Linked DNA regions of Mus musculus: region 1 is linked to region 2. Evidence: chromatin loops called from intact Hi-C (ENCODE). Cell type or tissue: heart. All regions are shown on one strand. Each heading gives the region's core, and the rest is flanking DNA. Links, peaks and the distances in the headings are about the cores only. Region 1 overlaps Rexo5 (RNA exonuclease 5). Region 2 overlaps Dnah3 (dynein, axonemal, heavy chain 3).

Region 1 (16,172 bases), core at 7,064-9,563, 110 kb after region 2:
TGTTCCAGGAGCAGCACTGAGGATCTGCCTGCTGCCCTGCAGCCAAATGAGGAATTGGACCTTTCTGGAAATTACTGAAGATCCGGATATTTTCTACTTTACACCTTTCTCTGCCTTGTATTTGAAAGGGCTCTAAAATGCTGTATCATGTTTTAGGCACTTTCTTCATTTTTTTTTTTTTTTGTTATTTTGGTTATTTCTTTTTTGGGGGTGGGAAATCCCCCAAAATATTTGAACCTGGCTACATGTTGTGTACCTTTTTTTGAAGCCTTCAGATAGAATAAGCCTGCCATTTCTTGCACAACTTGATAGGATTTGTTTTGTGGGGGAGGGGAGGGTGTAGCCCGGGTTGGGAGTGGGTTGTTAGGTTGAATTAACATTACAAAATGATGCAGTGCCAGACCTCAGTTTTGCATATTATTTTTCAGGGCAGGTCTGTACTGTGTGTAGTGCTGTTTACATGGTTGAATTTAGGTTGTAATAATTATTTTAAAAGATTTACACAGATATGAATATAGCAGTGTTAACTGTTAGCCACATTGCATTAATTTCCAGACAGTTTGGAGCTCTTGGAGAGCCAAGGCCAAGGCCAGTCAAGAGCATTTGCAGTCTGACACCCCACCCCGTCCCTTTAAGCTAATTTATCCAAAGCCCTGTCTCCCTCACTTCTTGCTCATTCCTTCTTTGACCTATTGCATTTCATATTTAACTTACCCATCATCATGCTGTACCTGTCAGTCAAGTGAGCAGTTTTGTTTTGTTTTGTTAGAACACATTGTACTGAAAACCACTTAAGCATTGAATGCAGAGAAAGCAGTGCTACCTCAGTTTTGCTGGAAGTAGACTTCTTTGATAGTTTTCTTTGATGTTTTTGTATTTTCATGTCATAAGTGGAAATACTTCTTTTTCTCCCCTTTTCATTTGCCTTGGAGCCAAAGTTTCCGTTCTGGGTGGTGAGAAAAGTGTGCCTGCCAGCCGACCTGAAAGAAAGCGGTGGCATGGAGCTCTGCTTCAAACTGTTTTTTCTCTAGTTTTGTTGAGTATCATTAGCTTACTTGTCTGGCAAGTGCAGAAGCCTGAGGCTGGCCTGAACTCTGCCAAACAAATTATCCACGTGTATTGAATCATTAAATTGTGTGCCCTCTCCCTCTTTGCTGCGCCCACGTTGTCACTTAACCCCTAGGAATTATTTATTGTCTTTTTGTTAATGTCAAGCTCGGTTGGGGTAACGTGGTGACTGTTTAGGTTTACATGACCCTCTTCTCTTTCCCTTACCCCAGACATGTATATATACATATATAAGATATGTATATATTTTACCTTTATAAAATATATATATATACACATATATGTATCTATATCCCTTTGTTTGTCTGCTAAAACTGGCCATGAAAGAGGGAGCTGCCTTCAATCTGTAGTTTAAGAAGATGCCAGGGAGCATCATAAACGGAGGCTATTGTATATTAATTTAGACTTTTTCACTAAAAAGAACATGAATGAATTTGCTTGCCGAAGGAGGAACCAGTTCTCTAGACTCCATGCTCACTCTACAAGGCCAGCTTTGGTCAAGCTGCCACTGGGGCCTGAAGAGCTGACTCTGTCCTACCTTATTCCACTAAAGTACCATCTTGATAATTTCCCCTTAAAAAATATTCTCAAAAATGTACTGGAAAGTGGGTGGCAGGAGCTTGTACAGTTCAGCTTCCAACATTTCGGAACAGATTTAAAAGGGAATCTTTTAATAAATAAAAGTTACAAAAATATTTATACTCTTGATACAATGAAAAAGTGTCTATTAAATATTTGGAATTTCCTCCCTTGATTAGTCTACCCCAAATCCTGGGTACATGTTTCTCAACCTGGGTAAGAATTGCATGCTTTGAGTTCTTCATGAGTCTTATAGCTCTAGGCACTTATCTTTATAAAAATGATTATTTAAGGAGATGACAGTCATATTTCTTAAAGTCGGTATTGACACAGGGAACATTTTTGTAAGCCTCACAATTGTCCTTCCTTGAGGGATGAGATGATGAATATCAGCCACAGACTTACGATAGTGCTGGAAGGCCCAAGTGGCTGTTGGGCCAGATGTACCCCTTTTTTTTCTAGCCAGAATAAGATGAAATCCTTGAGTAAGAATCCAGGAGCCCAGTAGTTTCTGAGGGCACAGCTACATTATAACATTTGGTTAAGATCTCATCTAGCCAGTTAGTTGTTCCTAATTCAGGATTAGGTAGAAATCTAATGAGGGAAGAGGTGGAGTTAGGTAAGACTTTCTGTCCCAGATAAGAAAGGGTGTATGTGGGGAAAGTGCCAAGAGGGAGTTTGCCAAGGGCCCCATGGACTCAAGGAACTAGATCTTTTCCTCATTGGGTAGAGGTTTTTTTAACTGCTCAGTTTCTCCAATCCCAATGCCTGCACCCCAACCCCAGCCATTTAGAAATTGTGATTATATTTTTAATCATCTGTTGTTGAGAAACCAGAGAAAGGAACAGTATTCAGGGAGGGACTTTGGGTTTTCTGTGTAGTTGCTTTGCTTTGCCAAGAGATTCTCAGTGAGGTGTAAGGTTTGCAGTTAACACTTCTGGGAAACAAAAGTTTCTGTTTCACTCACCCTCAGATAGGCTTGCTGCTTATTGGGTGGATGAGCAGTGGCTGGGAGCCAAATTGCTCCTCAGGTTAGCTAGCTTTGTGGCTTCAGGTGATTTGGGAAGGGGTGATATCAGGGTGCCATTTTGGAATTCTGCAATGTCTAAGCATTACTACACAGACCGTTGGAAATTGCATACTTTGGGCAAATGACTTTTTGAGTTTCCATGGTAATTCTTTAGTAACTTATTAGCAAGCTGATATGAGATAAAAAGTTACTTTATTGAATTCTTTCCCTTAGTCTTCCTTGCCAAACTTGAATGTATCATTCTCATTGACGCTTTGCTGTACTTCTGGGGGTTGCTTCAGCAGCTCTCTCTTCATTGTGGCAGATGCGCCAACATGTCTGTTGGGTCCAGAAGTCTGTATGTACCTATCTGATAAAGAAGTTCTCAGAGCTGACTGAAAATCCAAATTTCAGCCAACACTTTGGGCCAAGGGAAAGATAACAGAAAATGTGCAAAGCAGTACTGTTCATATTAGAAGGGCAGTGAAGAATTACCATGCACACAGAATTAGCTTGAAACAGTACTGTCTCCTAGGGTGTGGTCTCCAGGCCAGATCAGGTTATGGGATCCCATAGATTATGTACGTAGACTGCACATTGGTGGGAAGTTGCTAAGATAAAGACTTGTCCAAAAACTAACAAAGCAAAAGATGTGTTTATTGGAATGTATAGTCTGCTGTATTTCAAGTGGGGTCTTCAGTGCAGCAGGTAGACCTAGTTATACAGTTATGTAAGGGATAGAGAACTACTGTTAAAAGGTTTTTATCCCCTCTCACCACTTAATCTCCTATGTATGTTAGGATGGCTAGTGATGACCTGAACATCTTGGTAACAGACAGAGGTCTTACCTGGAGGACTAAAGCAGTACTTAGCTTAAATACTTGAAAGGACAAAGTTATCAAAATACGTTGATTAGGATTATTTAAGGTCATGTGACACTGATCTTTTCTTCTGGGTCACGTAGAGGATAGGTTCTTGCCACACTCTTATTCAGAGTTTCCTTGGTAAGCTGTAATTGCAGCCCATACCAGTTTGACCTGGCCCAGGACTACATGCTGGGGATGCTCACCAGGAGTCGCCCCTGGTCTCAGCCCCTCTCCTCTTTATTTCAGAGAAGGATGCTTGAGCATTGGGCACAGATGCTGAGGTGGTTTGATTAGCTGAAAAACCAAGTTCTGATTCAGGTGTTGGGGCATCATGTTCTGTTTCTCTTGGAAACCCAGCCTGCTCTCATAGATACCTACTTCCATCACATATCCTGAGCATTGCCAAAAGAAGCCATTTAGCAGCTGCTGTTTTTCTCTCAGCACAAATATATTTGCTACAGAAGAATTCTCTTTTCTCTGGTCCTGGTCCCCAGACCTCAGAATCTGTTAACTGCTCTTCCCTGCTGCACTGAATATGGTTCTAGGTTTTGAAGAGGGAATTTGAAGCAATAGGCAATCAGGGCTTGGTTGAATTGGTCTTGCATATATCCTGTCTTAATCCTCTGAGGTGATGAGACACTGCTCATGTGACCTTCTACCTTTGTGGATCCCTCTTGGTTTGTGACCTTCGTACCTTCCCTGAGGTTGTACAAACTTGACAAAAGTTAATACTTTTGTATTCTCTGCACTGTTGCACTCTTCAAATAGCCCCCTGAATATTAACTTGATATACACATCTTTCTCTTTTATGTCTACAGTATTTTTTCCTTTTTTTTTTTTGAAGGTTATCTGCTGTTGAATTCAATAAATTTGTTTACCTAATTATTGATATTTCTGCAGAAAACAAAAAACAGTGAATTTATTCTGAGGTAAAGTTTATCAACCCATTGGGAACCTTTTCCAATGTGATGCTATGCTATATTAACAACTTAGGAAAATGACCCATGTAGGATAGGAGTCTTCCTCCATGCACATGAATGCTTGCTTAGATGCCCATTACTGAAATCATCTTTCTTACCTTAGGTATCACAGTTCCCATGAGAAATAAAAAGACAGTTTTGAGCTCTATGTTAAATACATGGGTGGTCCCTAGGTCTAATTAGGCTTGCAATGATTAAGTTTATTTTTTAATTCATCTGCAAAATAAAGGGCATTGGTATTAGGATTTAAGAAAAAGTCTGTGAAACACCCATGATATCTCATAGTTAGTGCCTCATAGTTAAGCCTCCTTAAGGTTCATCAAAAAGATGTTAAGGGTATTGTGTGGTGGTGGTGGTTGTGGGCACAGCTGTTGTGGGGGATGATATTTGACCTTTCCTCTCTTAGTGGGGTGGGGATTAGATAAGCCCTTTCAGTTGGGAAGGTTGACTACACTCCCTAGAAAACTTACCCTTGCTCCACAATCCTCTCATTGACTCCTGGGCTTGTTTCTTCTGTGCTTTGTCCCTTCTATTAAGCACAGATAGGCTCTACAGTAGTAGAGTGGACAGGAAGACACCCAACTGAATGTTAACAGAGTGGTGAATGGATTACAAGATGATAAAACCCTATTTTCAACTAAAACGATTGGCAAAAAAAAATTTTATACAGTTACCAGATGAGCTTAATTGCACGTGGAATGGAATTCTACCAAGGAAGTATGCTAAAAAGTCCAGAGGGATAGAGAAGAATCACTTTAATTCTGGCCTCTCCTAGTGAATCCTCAAAGCAGATTGCTAAATTGGCTCTAGAAGTCATCCCTCTAGGCCTGGGTTTTGACCCAAATTATAAAAGAAAAAAAGTATATAATTGGATAAATTTATCTATATATGAGAAGAAGCTGCTGTATGTCAAGGTAGTGTCAGGAAGAATAAAGGTCAAGTCATTAGAAATACAATTGGCCAGTGGATACTTACATGAATTAGGACTTTAAATTACAAGATTTCCATGCTTTAAAAAGCAAGCTAGAAGCACATTATTTTTTTTTGAGACAGGGTTTCTCTGTGTAGCCCTGGCTATCCTGGAACTCATTCTTGTAGACCAAGCTGGCCTCAAACTCAGATCTGGCTGCCTTGGCCTTTGCTGGGATTAAAGGCGTGCGCTGCCACCACCACCCAACCTAGAAGCACTGACAAAGGGACACCATATTTCATCCGTAAAAGCAGTTGGCTTCGCATTAGAACAGGCAACAGATATATACCAGCCACTGAAGAATATCTAGCCAAGAAGCTTCTGAAAAATAGCCCGGCATGGTGGCACACGCCTTTGATCCTAGCACTTGGGAGGCAAAGGCAGGCAGATTTCTGAGTTCGAGGCCAGCCTGGTCTACAGAGTGAGTTCCAGGACAGCCAGGGCTATACAGAGAAACCCTGTCTCGAAAAAAAAAACAAAAAACAAAAACAACAACAACAAAAAAAGAGAAGAAGCTTCTGAAAAGCTGAATGCCCAATCTAAATGGTACTCCAGAAAATAGTAGTTGAACATCTGAAATTGTTCTTTAATGCATCACAGTGGCAGAGAATTGAGGCAATGCTGGCAAACAGAAATATCTTTCTGTAATTAAAAGAACCATTAACGTGCATTAATACAGTAGCTTTTCTCTTAGAAGCTGTGTAAAGACATAACTGCAGCTTCAGAGTCAGCAAAGTAGAAGTCAACAAAGTTTTAGAAATTATGAGTTATATTACTTACTATATTATTCAGCTATTTAAAAAGATCTGAATAATGACAGAAAAAACTTAACCTTGTAAAATATTGGCAGTCATTGATTCTGGGTAGTTAAGTGTGTCTTTTTATTTTCCAAATTTACACTGACTTTCCTATTTATTTTATAAGAGGTCATTTTCAGAGAGTCAAGGAAATAAACAAATGTAGCTTAGTGTTCTGAACAATCCCAATATAGGGACAGGAATTCGAAACCAAATTGGGTTCTGTAAAAACCTCTTGAGTTGCCCTTTCCTTAAGACTGCTCCTTGGGCAGCTGTCTTGGCAGCTCAGCATTGGCTGCCTAGAAGGGTGTGGGAGGAACAATGTGCAAACGCACGTATGAATGGAATGTGTGTTTTGCAAGAGGCCAAGTTGGCAGCTTTGGTTTCCAAAAGGTGGGAGCATCAGCTGGAAGAACACAGTGTGCAGAATCTTCGGAGGCTTTTGCGGGCCAGGTCCATTTCTTCAGTTTTGCAGTTGGGGCCTGGGGGAAACCCTCATCCATTCTGAAGGAAATGGAGTGCCTTAGGTTCAGAGTGCCTTGATGGCTTCTTGGAACAGTTTGCAAAATCCCCTAATGTTTGCCACTTATGTGCTCTTAAGTTGGACTTTTTCTAACAACCATGAAGTAGGTTCTGAGCTCCCATTTTAAGCAGGGTCTCATAGGAAAATAGCATTTTTACTGCTGTTCTTGACATGTTCCACAAATGGAACTTTGAAGTCTCATACTTATTAAAAGTAGGTATTTCCTCATCTTATACAGCTATGGAAATGAACTCAGAATGACCCAAACACACAGCAACAGAACCAAAGTTCTAACCCAGGCCTGTCTATGTCCAGGAGAGGCACTGTCTATTTGGACCGGAGCCTCAAGGGGTAGATACTAATTGAACCCAAGCTGGAAAAGAAACTCAAGTTAGCCCAAGTTTCCTCCAGTGGAGGACTCCAGGAAAATGTGTGTCAATTTCACATCAAACCTTTGTTCTACTTAGGGTCCAACTTATAGAGAGGCTACATACATTTAAGGGTTAAACACTATCTAAGTGCCCAACTTTAAAGTTTCAGAACTATTTCTTTTCTCTCCTAACTATAATAATGCTGAACTTTTTTTTTTAAAGTAAAAACCAGGGCATCACTATGTAGCCTTGTGGCCTGGCTTTCAGACTCAGATCCACCTGTCCCTGCCTCCAGAGTACATGCATCACCAAGCTTGCTTGGGTTTTCTTGTTTTGTTTTTAGTTCTTAACCTCAGATATCAAAGCCTTTTGTAAAATATGATTTACCTGTCATACTATTCAGAAATACTGTTAACATCCTGGCATATAGCATTCCAGGCTGGGTTCTAATTGTATGCATAGCTTTGTATATTTACCCTACACATCAGGAATCAAAACTATATAGTACCCCTTCACATGCACAACTATGAACAACTAAGTGAAGTTATCTCCATGGTAAATTCTGAGAGCCCGATGAGGTGCTTTTGATCTCAGAAGGCAGAGACAGGTGGATCTCTTTGAGTTTGAGACCAGCATAGTGGACAGCCTGGTTAGCTACATAAAGTGAGACCCTGTCTCAAAAAGCCAAATAATAATAATTCTATGAGATACTAGCATCTGCTTGTGAATTAATAGTATTCAACTTATATTGAGCAAATAATTAAAACAGCTAGGATTTGAAGGGGGATGTGTGCACACTCATTCCTTTCTAATAACCCTATGGTATCTTCTACCCTACGCCCCGCTCCCCTTTTTTTAATACAAGTATCTTAACTACTCTCACTTTTTCAAGTGGAATTATAGGATCTGTGTATACAAAGCAAGGTTCTTGGTGTGTGTGTCTGAATTTACTTTCTCAGGATCAGTTAATATCTACAAGATTAGGAATTGTGGAGCCATGTCCCATCTTTCCAACACAGCATTACCTGTGAGAGTCACCTTAAAACTTAGCACTGTGAGTTTGAAGTTTCCAGTTTCCAAGTAGTGCCCTGTCCGATGGGGACACCTGCTGGTGAAGAGTGATGCTGCAGCTATATCCCAAGGAGGAGGAATTCCCAAACATGGGATTGAAAGCTAAGTCTCTTCCACTCTCTTTGCTTTTGCCAGATGTTTGTTCAGCCTATCTCCACCCCCTGGCCCCCTTTTCTAACAGATGCCAAGGAGTCAACAGTTTAGCCAGTTACTTACAGAAACTTGACAAACTGGCTGGATTTTCTTTTCTTGGCCTCAGTATATGTCATTTAATGGTAGTGCTACAGGAATCAATCAGTACCTGTGTAATAAACTCAGACACAAAATACTCATCCACCCCCACCCTCCCCCAGCATTACCACCACCACCACATCTAAGAGGAGGAAATGTTTTGAGTTTTAGGCATTTATTGGAATTTTGAACATGACAATATACTTTAGAGGGTATCCCAAAGCTATCTGAAAGAGGGAGAGGCTTGCCATCATTGCATGTGAAATGGCACTTGGAAAGTGCAGAGACTCACACTCTCACGCCTGGGGTATCACTTTCTTCTTCCTCTTTTATTTTCATCAGTCCTAGGCCAGGGTGCGACCCAAAAGCACTGCAATAAATAAAAACAAAGACATGCTGGGTTTTGTTTTTTTGCCTTTTGTTTTTTCAAGTCAATGTTTTCTCTGTGTGTAGCTTTGGCTACACAGTCACTCTGTAGACCAGGCTGGCCTCAAACTCATAGATATCCACCTGCTTCTGCCTCTTGCGTGATGTGATTAAAAGTGTGTGCCACTATCCCCTGGCTGAGGAAGTAAGTTTTTAAGTAGGCATGTGCCATACACCAAGAGGCAGCTTTTGTAAAGTTGCCTGCTGGAGAGGGCTCAGTGAAGAAGCCTGATTCATATCCTAGCTCTGCCACTTAACAGATCAGTGGCACCAAGGTTTAAAGAAGCATAGTAGTAACCAGCATTTACTGGGTTCTTTTGTAAAATCAAGTATGGACAGTTTTAAACACTTGTATCACTGGGCTGCTTTTAAGTTTTAAAAAGACAAGTATTCATTCCATCTTCCAAGGAAAGACTCAGATATAACTTGTTTAAATCATACAGTTGCAAATAAGAACCAGGTTTCAGTAATGAGAATCTGTCCTTAGAGTCCCTAGAAACTAGTGTTAGTCTTTTCAGTTTACTTAAAGCTTTGTTAGTACTACTTGAAAATCTTTCTATTGCTTCTTTAATGATGCATGTTATTGGAATAGTGCTTTGATACCTGTTAGTTCACGGTCACATTTTTATGAATATTCATAGGACTGGGTTAAGAGAACTAATGGAGCTTTTTGATACAAGACAGGCAGAAAATGAGTAAAACACAAATGGTTAACTAGCAAGTTAGTAAGTACTAAGTCTTTTATGCAGGTTTCTGGAGTCAGATCATTATGGTTGAAAGCCTGACTAGTTACACTTACTGAGTGACCTTGGTAAATTACTTAACAGAGGCATTACTGCAATGTTTGTGCTTAGTAAGAACATGAATAATTTAATTCTGACCCAGAGTCTATCTATGTAGCACAATACTTGCTTATTAAGGGTTTGACAGATCTCCATGTGTCAGCCAGTGAGTTTCCTGGATCCCTGCCCACCTGCACCACACCAAACCTTATGGGTGTAAACATACTGTGTCCTGGCTAACTTTGGTGAGTATCCTAAACACTTACCTACCTGCCCTGTTCCTAAGCCTGAGGCTCACTGTTAGTGACCCTATGTTCCTGCTTAGCTAAGACCTTGGCTCACCCAATTGGCTCGGCTTGTATAACAGCTATGCAACGCATTTACTGTTCCTGCTTACCACTGAATTGGAATTAACCCTGTTCATCCAATCCAAAATCAACATTTAGTATCTGAAGGATTGACTACCAACTCTTGATACTCAATCTGAAGCCAACCAAGCATGGGCAACAAAACCAAAACTTCCAATCAACAGAGGTGGGCTAGAATCAGACATATAACCCACAAAATTGTTCTCCATGACCAAGTCACATTGCAAAAACATAAATATTAAAGGCTAAGAGATTATATCCCCCTATAAACCCAGGAGTCCTGTATAAATATTCTCTAATAAAAACTACCTAGTGTTAAATTTAAAAGAAAATCATAAGCACCATCAGAAACCAGTAAACAACTCAGTGAACTTAAAGACGATCAGAATAAATCCAAGATAATACTGAATGTGACTGAATGAAATGACAAGACAGTTCAAGATCTGAAAGCTAAATTCAGTAAAAGGTAGCAATAATGAAACTGGAAAACTCAATAATGTAATTTTAACTCTCGGGAAAGCCTTACCAGCAGCGTGGATCAAGAAGAGAGACTATGACTTGAAGATAAAGTAGAAGAATTAAGGGTGGAGAGATGCTCAGTGGTTCTGAGCATTCACTGCTCTTGCAGAGGGCACAAGTTCAGTTCTTAGTTGCCAGCTATAACTCTAGCTCCAGAGGATCTGCTGCACTCACACTCGTGTGGCACACATACACACATATACAAATAATTAGACTACACATGTAAAGCATATGAAAAATTAACAAATCTACAAGAAAGGGATTTAAAGAACTGAGAAGGCCAAATCTAGCCAGATGTGGCACACACCTTTAATACCAACTGCCAGGGCTATGTAGACAGAACCTGTCTTCCTAAACCATAAAAAGACCAAATTTACAAATCACAGGCACAGATGAAGGACAGGAAGCCCAAGTTAATGACACAGACCAGAACTTTAACAAGATCATACAGGAAAACTCCCCCAAATTAAGGAGATATTACTCAAACTATTATTTGTAGCACAGTACTACTAGAATATCAGAATCTTGAAATACGTTTAACAGTGGCCCAAAGTCCTTATGTAGCTGAGGTTGGCCTTGAACTCCTTATTCCTCTGTCTCAACTTAATAGGTGCTAAGATTACAGGTATGCACTACTAAACCCAGCTTTTTTATGTTGAAGCAACCCAGTTTGAGCTGGCAGGAATGGCTCAATGGGCATGTGACAGCTGATCTGAGCACATGTATGTAGTCTCCAAAGATAAATGAATAAGACAACAAAGAAAACCTTAAGAAAGAATAGTTCAATAATTTTCTAACTACTCCAAAAGTCTCACTGTCTCTCTTCTCTGTGGCATGTGTGTATACACATGCACGCACACACACACTCACCTCAGAACTGTACTGTTTCAACATTAATTTTATAAGTATTTATCATATTTTATGTTTTGAAGGATCACTGACTTACTGCAAATCCCTCACTGGAGAATTTTGTTTTCATATGTTTTCATAATGTACTCCATGACTGGCTATCAACTCAGAATCAGTCTTTCAACTACTATGACCATCTTCCCAGCGAGCTTGGTCACTTGTTAAAAATATGTAATAGGAGGTAGGACCAGACTCACACAGCCTATTTCAGTATTTGTTAGGCTTAAAATTAGAAAGTTTAAAATTGTGCTTCAAAAGCAGAGGTAGCAATGAAGTGAAGAACAAGGAAGTCATGTTTATACTTCTAATCTGTGAAGAGGGTAGGCCTGATAACAGCTAAGCCTGGGCCCTGTGATAGGAAACCTTATCCTGTTGTCACTTTAGGTACCTATTTACCTCAGACAATGCACTGCATCAGAAGTACCAATACGTTCAAGCATACATGTGAAAAGGAATGTAATGTCTAGCTATGAGAACTATGATAAGAACCCATGCAAATCCTCATTATGCTTGGACACAATTCGACTAAAGGTATTTCCTTGGGGACAGCTAAATTCCAAGGGTCAGAATCATGAGGCCAACACATCAAATCTTACTTCTTGGTTCCTGGCATCAGGATGAGGCAGAAGGTGCCTGGGCTCAGGCTGTGGTAGAGCTTTTCAATCTTCCGGCTCCAACGCCAAGCTACTATCTTTGGGTGGTTCACCTTCCGAGTCTAGGACCAAAGTCATATATTGACATTTAGCCTCCTGTTCACCTTGATAAGAACTGTAGGACTTTCTCAGGTTCTAAAGCCGTAGGAAGCCCTGGAAAAAAAACTGTCTGAAACTGCAGTCCACTCTATAAACCTCAAGTGTTCAGGATCACTGTGGCAGAGGGCCACTGCTGTTGATTCTTTTAAGTGATCTTCCAAAAGGGCCCTAAGCTAGGGAGCCATACATTGATGAGGCTCCCTGCCTGGCCTTTGCCTTTAAGTGTCTTTGTGACTTGGGATGAATCCCTGACCAGCTCTAACTTCTGTCTCTCACCTGTAAAGTATGATGCTAGAGCAACGTTTCCCAAGTTTTAAGCAGCCTTCTATCTCTACACTTCTAAATATGCCTCTTTTATACATACATTTCCCTTAAAATGAGTCAATTTCTGCTTTTAATCTTGCCTGATCTCAGATCTGACAAGGTTGTACAGTTTAATGGAAGTCATAAACTACAGAAGTAGATAGACGTAGCAATAAAATCTACCTACGACAGTCAAAATTTATCTTGTATGTGAAGCATACTCTGGAAAGCCCTGAACTAGATCTCCAAAGACTTAGCCAGCTCTCCAGTCTCCCACCCTGGTCCCTCCAAGATCCTTAGAGAACCACTTTGAAGAATAAGAATGGGATTTTAGTGAATATTAAAGAGGCAAAAGTATATGAGATTTGAGAGAATATGACTGGGGCAGGGGGAGGCTAGAGTTGGCTGGAGAGTGACATGAGATGGGGCTGAAGGCAAGAAACAAACAAAACTCCTGAAAGTATAGACATAGTGCCAATGAGCAAGCCTTTCCTAACTATGCTCCAAAGAACATAGTTACCAGAAGACCAGTGTCCAGAACCAGAAACCCAAGCAGCTACCTAACTCTAATGCTGCCCTAGGACACACTCACTTACCCTGAAGATGTGCCTCTCCATGAGAGGAGGTACAATTCGAAGCCCCATAGGCATTGCTGGTTCAGGATGTATGTCCTTGAGCCATGCCTGAAGGTGCCTTGGGGTTAGGGCATTTCTGCCTTTCAACTTCCAGTCTTTGCCTTTGAGAATTTCAAGGGCTACCTGGGCACTGTTGACAGTTTTAAACTCTAAAAGCAAGAAAAATCCCAACATTTGTTACCGAGGGCCAAGAAAGCAGATCCACAGCTAAGGTATGGGGATAGGATCCAGAATTAGAAGCTCTGCCCTGGTCTAATCTAGGAGAGTTTGTTTGATGAATCCCTTCTCTGATATCATGTTATCTCCAATTTCCTTCAAGGATGAATTTAATAGTAAGACTTACTCAGGAAACAGTAGTTTTTTTGCTTTCTGCTTTTAACCTCTTTAGGCAGGATCACAGCTTCCAGGTCAGGGAAGAGGTTGGACTGCTCCAACAGGTGTTCTTTAAAGGTTTCACCAATTCCAGCCACATATATAGTACCTTGGTTCTCCGAATCTTGCTCTAGCTCTCTTACAAGGGTGTCACACTCAAGGGTAAGTTCAGTCACAAGCCTGCGCACCTAACCAGGAAAGATGGTACAGAGTTACCTCAGCCTCAGTCATGCTGGACATCAGAAAGTTAATTTTGCAGCTTCCTAATCTATACGGAGGCAAATAAGTGCTTCACTGAACTGACTGTAGATGTAACTGATAAACACATAAATATAAATACACATTTTCATATATATACTTTCTCCAGTTCACTGCCTCCTCTCTCCATTGAAATTTTGCTTACTTGTACCAAAAGAACTTCACGATCCCACCATCTTACCTCCTTGAAAGCTAAAGGAATGGGCAGACTCATAATAGCCATGTAGAACAGACCTTCCATGCATAAGGACAACTAATAAAGAATATAGTGAAGACTCTAGTCTATCCCAAACTGAATTCTATAAAACTAAAGATATTCAGTCTTGACTGAAGGCATTTGTTACACTGTCTCATGCCTGGGCATCTCCAGAATGTCCCTACTTACAGGGGGCTGTAAACCTTGCCTAGATGAAGGGGGCTGATTTCAGCTTTGTCCACCTTACCCTGATACAGGAACCTTCTAATAGACTGCCATTCATGGTCTCTAGAGCCAGCTGAGCAGCTTCCAGGACTTCATATTGTATAGAGAAGTAAGGCTGCACAAAGAACAAGGTTTTTACCATTGTTACTTTCCAAATCAAACTGCTAAAGAAAGGGGCTGAGAACGGGACCTTGACCATAGTGGCTGCCATAGTGATGGGCCAGACAGCTGCTGGATTCTAGATTGTCAGTCAGCTTTAAATAAAATCGCCTAAGTTCACGAATTGGTTTTAAGACAGTAACTTTCATTTTCCTTTTAAAATCAAAGCCCACTGTTATGGTAGTACAAGGAAAACTAGCAAATTCATCATTGTCTAACTTGCTCTTCATATTTATTACAAAGCACTAAGGTCATTCATGTATGGCACAGGCAGGGAGAGATTCCCAGATGTTTGATTAACTTAATTTTTAGACTGCATTCCAGTCCACTTGAGAAGCTGTTCTTCCACTGCCTGGGCTACATCTTCAAATTATCTGCGCTACGACTCAAAGTAGCTAAATCCCTGTAATCATCCGAGCTACATGTCATCATGGAAAAAAGTTATTCTACGGAAGTTTTATGAAAAAATTGTTTTGAACAAAATTTTGAAAATGACACCAATGGTAATAAAAAAGAAAAAAGACACTAGATTTCATCAAAGTTAAAAGCTTTTACATATCAGGACTACCGAACTGTTAAAAGGCAGACCACAAAATAGGAAAAAATATCTACAAACCACATATCTAATAAGAGATTGATACTAAAAAAATTGTAGGGATGCTTGGAATGATGAAGTTTTACAGAAGGACAGCCCTGAAGGTTGTATAATATTAGTGGACTTATGCAAACTTGAAGGGTTAGAAATGGAAATTCCATCTGATGTGTATTAGACAAAAACAACAACAACAAAAAGCTAGCAGGGAAAAATAAGTAGTTACAGTCTTGCCACAAAGTTCTCAATTCTAAGTCTATTCTCAGAGATAATATCTGTATTTTTAGCTATAAGAACAAAAAAACTAACTTTGGAAGTCCTTGGGTTTTTCTTTCACTTTCATAGTTATACTAGGTTATGAGCTGTCTCAGTTCCAAGTTCTAAAGGTACCAAAAAAAAAATGTAGTGACATTTTCTCCTACTCCTTTACTTAGGGGATGGAGTCCTTCCCTTGGGAGCCTCCATCTTTACTACGTACTACATAACTTTTTATAGATATCGCTTTCTTCTTGGGGAAAGAGTCTCACTATGGAGGCCTGGCTGACGTAGACCTAGATCAGGCAGGCCTTGACTATGCAGTAACTGTCTCGCCTCTGCCTCTATGTGCCATCATATCCTGCTTCTACATATAGTGTTATGCTGTTTCTAGTTTTAATTCTTGTCATGTTGTCTTTTATACTTATGCTACTACTTCAGATGTCAAATACAGTCATTCACTGATTTATGACCAAAAATATGAGGTTTTACTTACTAAGTCTTTTGAACTAGATAAATTTTAAGATTTTACATATATTTAAATAATAAATTTTTCCTTTTTATTGAAATAGATTTTTTTAAATAATTAAAAACCTTCAGAATAGTTATGTTAATAAAAAATCATAGTCATCTGTACATATGTTTGTCCCCCACCCCCATACACCTCTACATTTTTTCCAGAGGTCTGCAGGCACTAAGGACAACCAGGTGAGATGCCTCCCCCATCCTAAATCCCCTGCCTCCTGGGTCCCAGCAATAGAGAGATGTACTCTGTCCTCTGAGCTCCAGTTTTTGGCTCCTGGATATGCTGGAATTTCAGGAGGCCTGCAGGCACCTTGGACAACCAGGTAGGACTCTGCCCCAGGTTCCTTGCCTGCCATGTTCCCTTAGGGCACACCCATAAGCGGCAAACTATGCCCTGTCCCCTGTACTTCATTTTCTGGCCCAGAAACAGA
Region 2 (2,500 bases), core at 1-2,500:
AGGTGGCTGTCATGCAGGTAGAGCTCACTGCCCTTCAGCCTCAGCTCATCCAAACCTCTGAGGATACAGCGATGATGATGGTGAAAATTGAGCTGGAGACAAAAGAAGCTGATGCCAAGAAACTTCTGGTGCAGGCAGATGAGAAGGAGGCTAATGCTGCTGCTGCCATCTCTCAGGCGATCAAGGTATGTGACCAGGCGAGAGGTGCACAGGGAGCCAACACTGCTAAACGTATGTGACTGTGCCCACCTTGCAGATGAGACAAAGGAGATTCAGGAAGGGCGAGTGAGTTTTCCAAATCACCAATTAGGAGTTAGTGAAGAAGGCTCTTGGGCCATCTCTTCTCTATCCCACTCTGAGTCAAAACTGGGACTCAGCATAATCTCATCTGTTAACTTTTCCCCTCATTCACTGTGCCCTGGCTACAATAACCTTCTGGTTATTCCTTCCCCGGGGCCTTTGCACTGGCTGTTCTCTTTGCCTATCGATATCCCCATGCCGTCTACTTCACCTCTGTCACGTTTTTGTCCAGTTGTCCCTAACACATGTGTGTAGGTATGGAACAAATATTTTTAGGATGGCAGAATATTGAACCTAGAGGGCCACATTTGTAGGTGCTTCTGGCCATGTTCTGAGAAGGGATCACCACACATTCAGATAGCAGAAGATAGCCTTATTAGCATTTTACGTGACAATTACACAGGTCTCAGCACTCTCTGTAAGGGATTCCATTTGAGGGTCACAGGCACCTAATGAATGACAGATGTCAATATCTGAGAGTTGCTAGCACTGGGGTCAGGAGGAAATGGCCTCACAGAGCTGTGTAGGTCATTGACAGGACTATATGACAAAGCACAGGACACCTGCCTAAGGCATTTGTCCATGTGCCTTAAGGAATTAGGGAATCCCTTAGGGAATCCCTTCAGCCGTTTTCAAGCCTGAGTTTGAGCAAGAGGCAGCCTGTGTCTGGCATCTGTCCTAAATAGGTCATGAGTCATTTTCTTGAAAAGTACAGGGCTTCCAATTGGCATCTCTCCAGTGAATCCTGAGACCTGACCTCTGGCAGATGTTTTTCAGAGGGTCTGATCCCTCCCTGTTCTCAGAATTCACAATGAACACCATGTCCTGGATTGTGAAAGTTGGTTCACTTGCGGTCTTAGTGGCTCAGAAAGAAGACAAAATAGAAACCATAAAATATAGCCACTTCCAGGTGCCAGGAACCAGATTCTAGTGGCAATTTGTCATTCTATGGTAAAATGATTATACTAGACACTCATCACATTTAACAACTATTTATTAAACACCTACTATGGGCTGGCTCATTTTTTTTTTTTTTTTGTCAAGGAAAGTAGGAATGAATAAGATAAATAAAATCCTTTTCCTCGTGGAGATTATATTCTCTGGTGCTCATTCTCTTGAATCCTACGTACACTACAATACACATCATACCGAATTATTCCCACTTGACATATGAGGAAATCGTGACACAAGATGTTTCCAAAGTTGCATGACCACCAAGTGGCATGATTCAGACCAAGAGCTCTTTGACCCACAAACCATGGCACTTGACCATGAATCCAGACGTTGCAGACTGGCAGCTGGGGACCACATGTGTCCTGGGATGCAGAGAAGATTCTATTGACTCATTTTGAGGCAGGGACTTGCTAGGTATCCCAGACTGACCTTGAGCTCATGAGCCTCCTGCCTCAGCCTCCTGAGTGCTAGGACCGTAAGTGTGTGCATCACAACCACACTCAGGGATGTTTCATTTGAAGTCAGAAATAGTTAACCTTTAAAATGCAAGTCATTTCAAGTAAAAATTCTGAAACTTTTGCTTTTCCTTAGGGAGAAAAAATAATTAGGACTCTAGCGACATGGGCTCTGCTTTCTTGGGTTGTGCCCATTCTCAGGAGTAAGAAGCTGCCGACCTTTTGAGTTCTAGCCTCCCCAGCTCCATCCAGTTCAGTTCCTGTTCTTGCCTCAGTGCCCTGGCCCCTGGATGTGTGTGACTTTACAGCTCATTTATAATTCTGTTCTATAACCAGGCAGCCAAAGTGCACGACCAACTCTGCTCCTCCCTAGCCTCGGTTTCTGCATCAACAGATTAAGATTACTGAGGAAAATAGAAAACAAAAAACCACGTGGGCTGGAGAGATTTCTCAGTGTCTAAAAGCACTAGTAGCTCTGGCACAGGACCCACATGAAGGCTTACATGAGTCAGCAACTTTAATTCCAGGGGAGTCTGACACCCTTTCCGAGTCTTCCCAGGCACCGGGCATATATGTGGTATACATATATACATACAGGAAAATACTCAGACAGATAAATAAGTAAATACACAAATGAGTAGAGAGTACGTAAAGGTGTGTGGCTAGAGGTCCACATTGGTGGTTCTCTGAAACAGCTGTTCTTCTTCATCTCTACTCAGTGTGCTAGCCTAGCTTCTCACCAAGTATAGGAACCATCAGGAAGGGAACAGCCCAGGCAGGATTGTGCTCTG

What was found. A loop is a pair of places that touch in the nucleus more often than their neighbours do. Peaks named below come from ENCODE experiments on the same cell type or tissue, not always from the same donor. Only the 100,000 strongest peaks of a DNase experiment are listed, where the experiment ranks them.
Region 1: it touches region 2 in a loop (2.9-fold over the local background); 3 of 42 quality-filtered maps call a loop at or near these places.

Annotation. Positions count from the first base shown.
Region 1 is chr7:119,841,395-119,857,566 of GRCm38, reverse strand. It overlaps Rexo5 (RNA exonuclease 5), which reads right to left. Exons shown (of 20, transcript NM_001370778.1): 16 at 14,233-14,325; 17 at 13,503-13,719; 18 at 13,121-13,308; 19 at 12,066-12,184; 20 at 8,624-8,835. The coding sequence ends at 8,754. Dcun1d3 (DCN1, defective in cullin neddylation 1, domain containing 3 (S. cerevisiae)) reads left to right here. Exons shown (of 3, transcript NM_001163703.1): 3 at 1-4,404. Among named protein-coding and RNA genes, the nearest start is that of Dcun1d3, 46 kb to the left of the region's middle. In heart, for the core only: a CTCF peak has its summit at 8,268 (motif pointing left); no DNase peak of the experiment used is centred there.
Region 2 is chr7:119,959,820-119,962,319 of GRCm38, reverse strand. It overlaps Dnah3 (dynein, axonemal, heavy chain 3), which reads left to right. Exons shown (of 61, transcript NM_001370806.1): 50 at 3-185. Among named protein-coding and RNA genes, the nearest start is that of Lyrm1, 65 kb to the right of the region's middle. In heart, for the core only: no CTCF peak of the experiment used is centred there; a DNase peak (open chromatin) is centred at 1,009.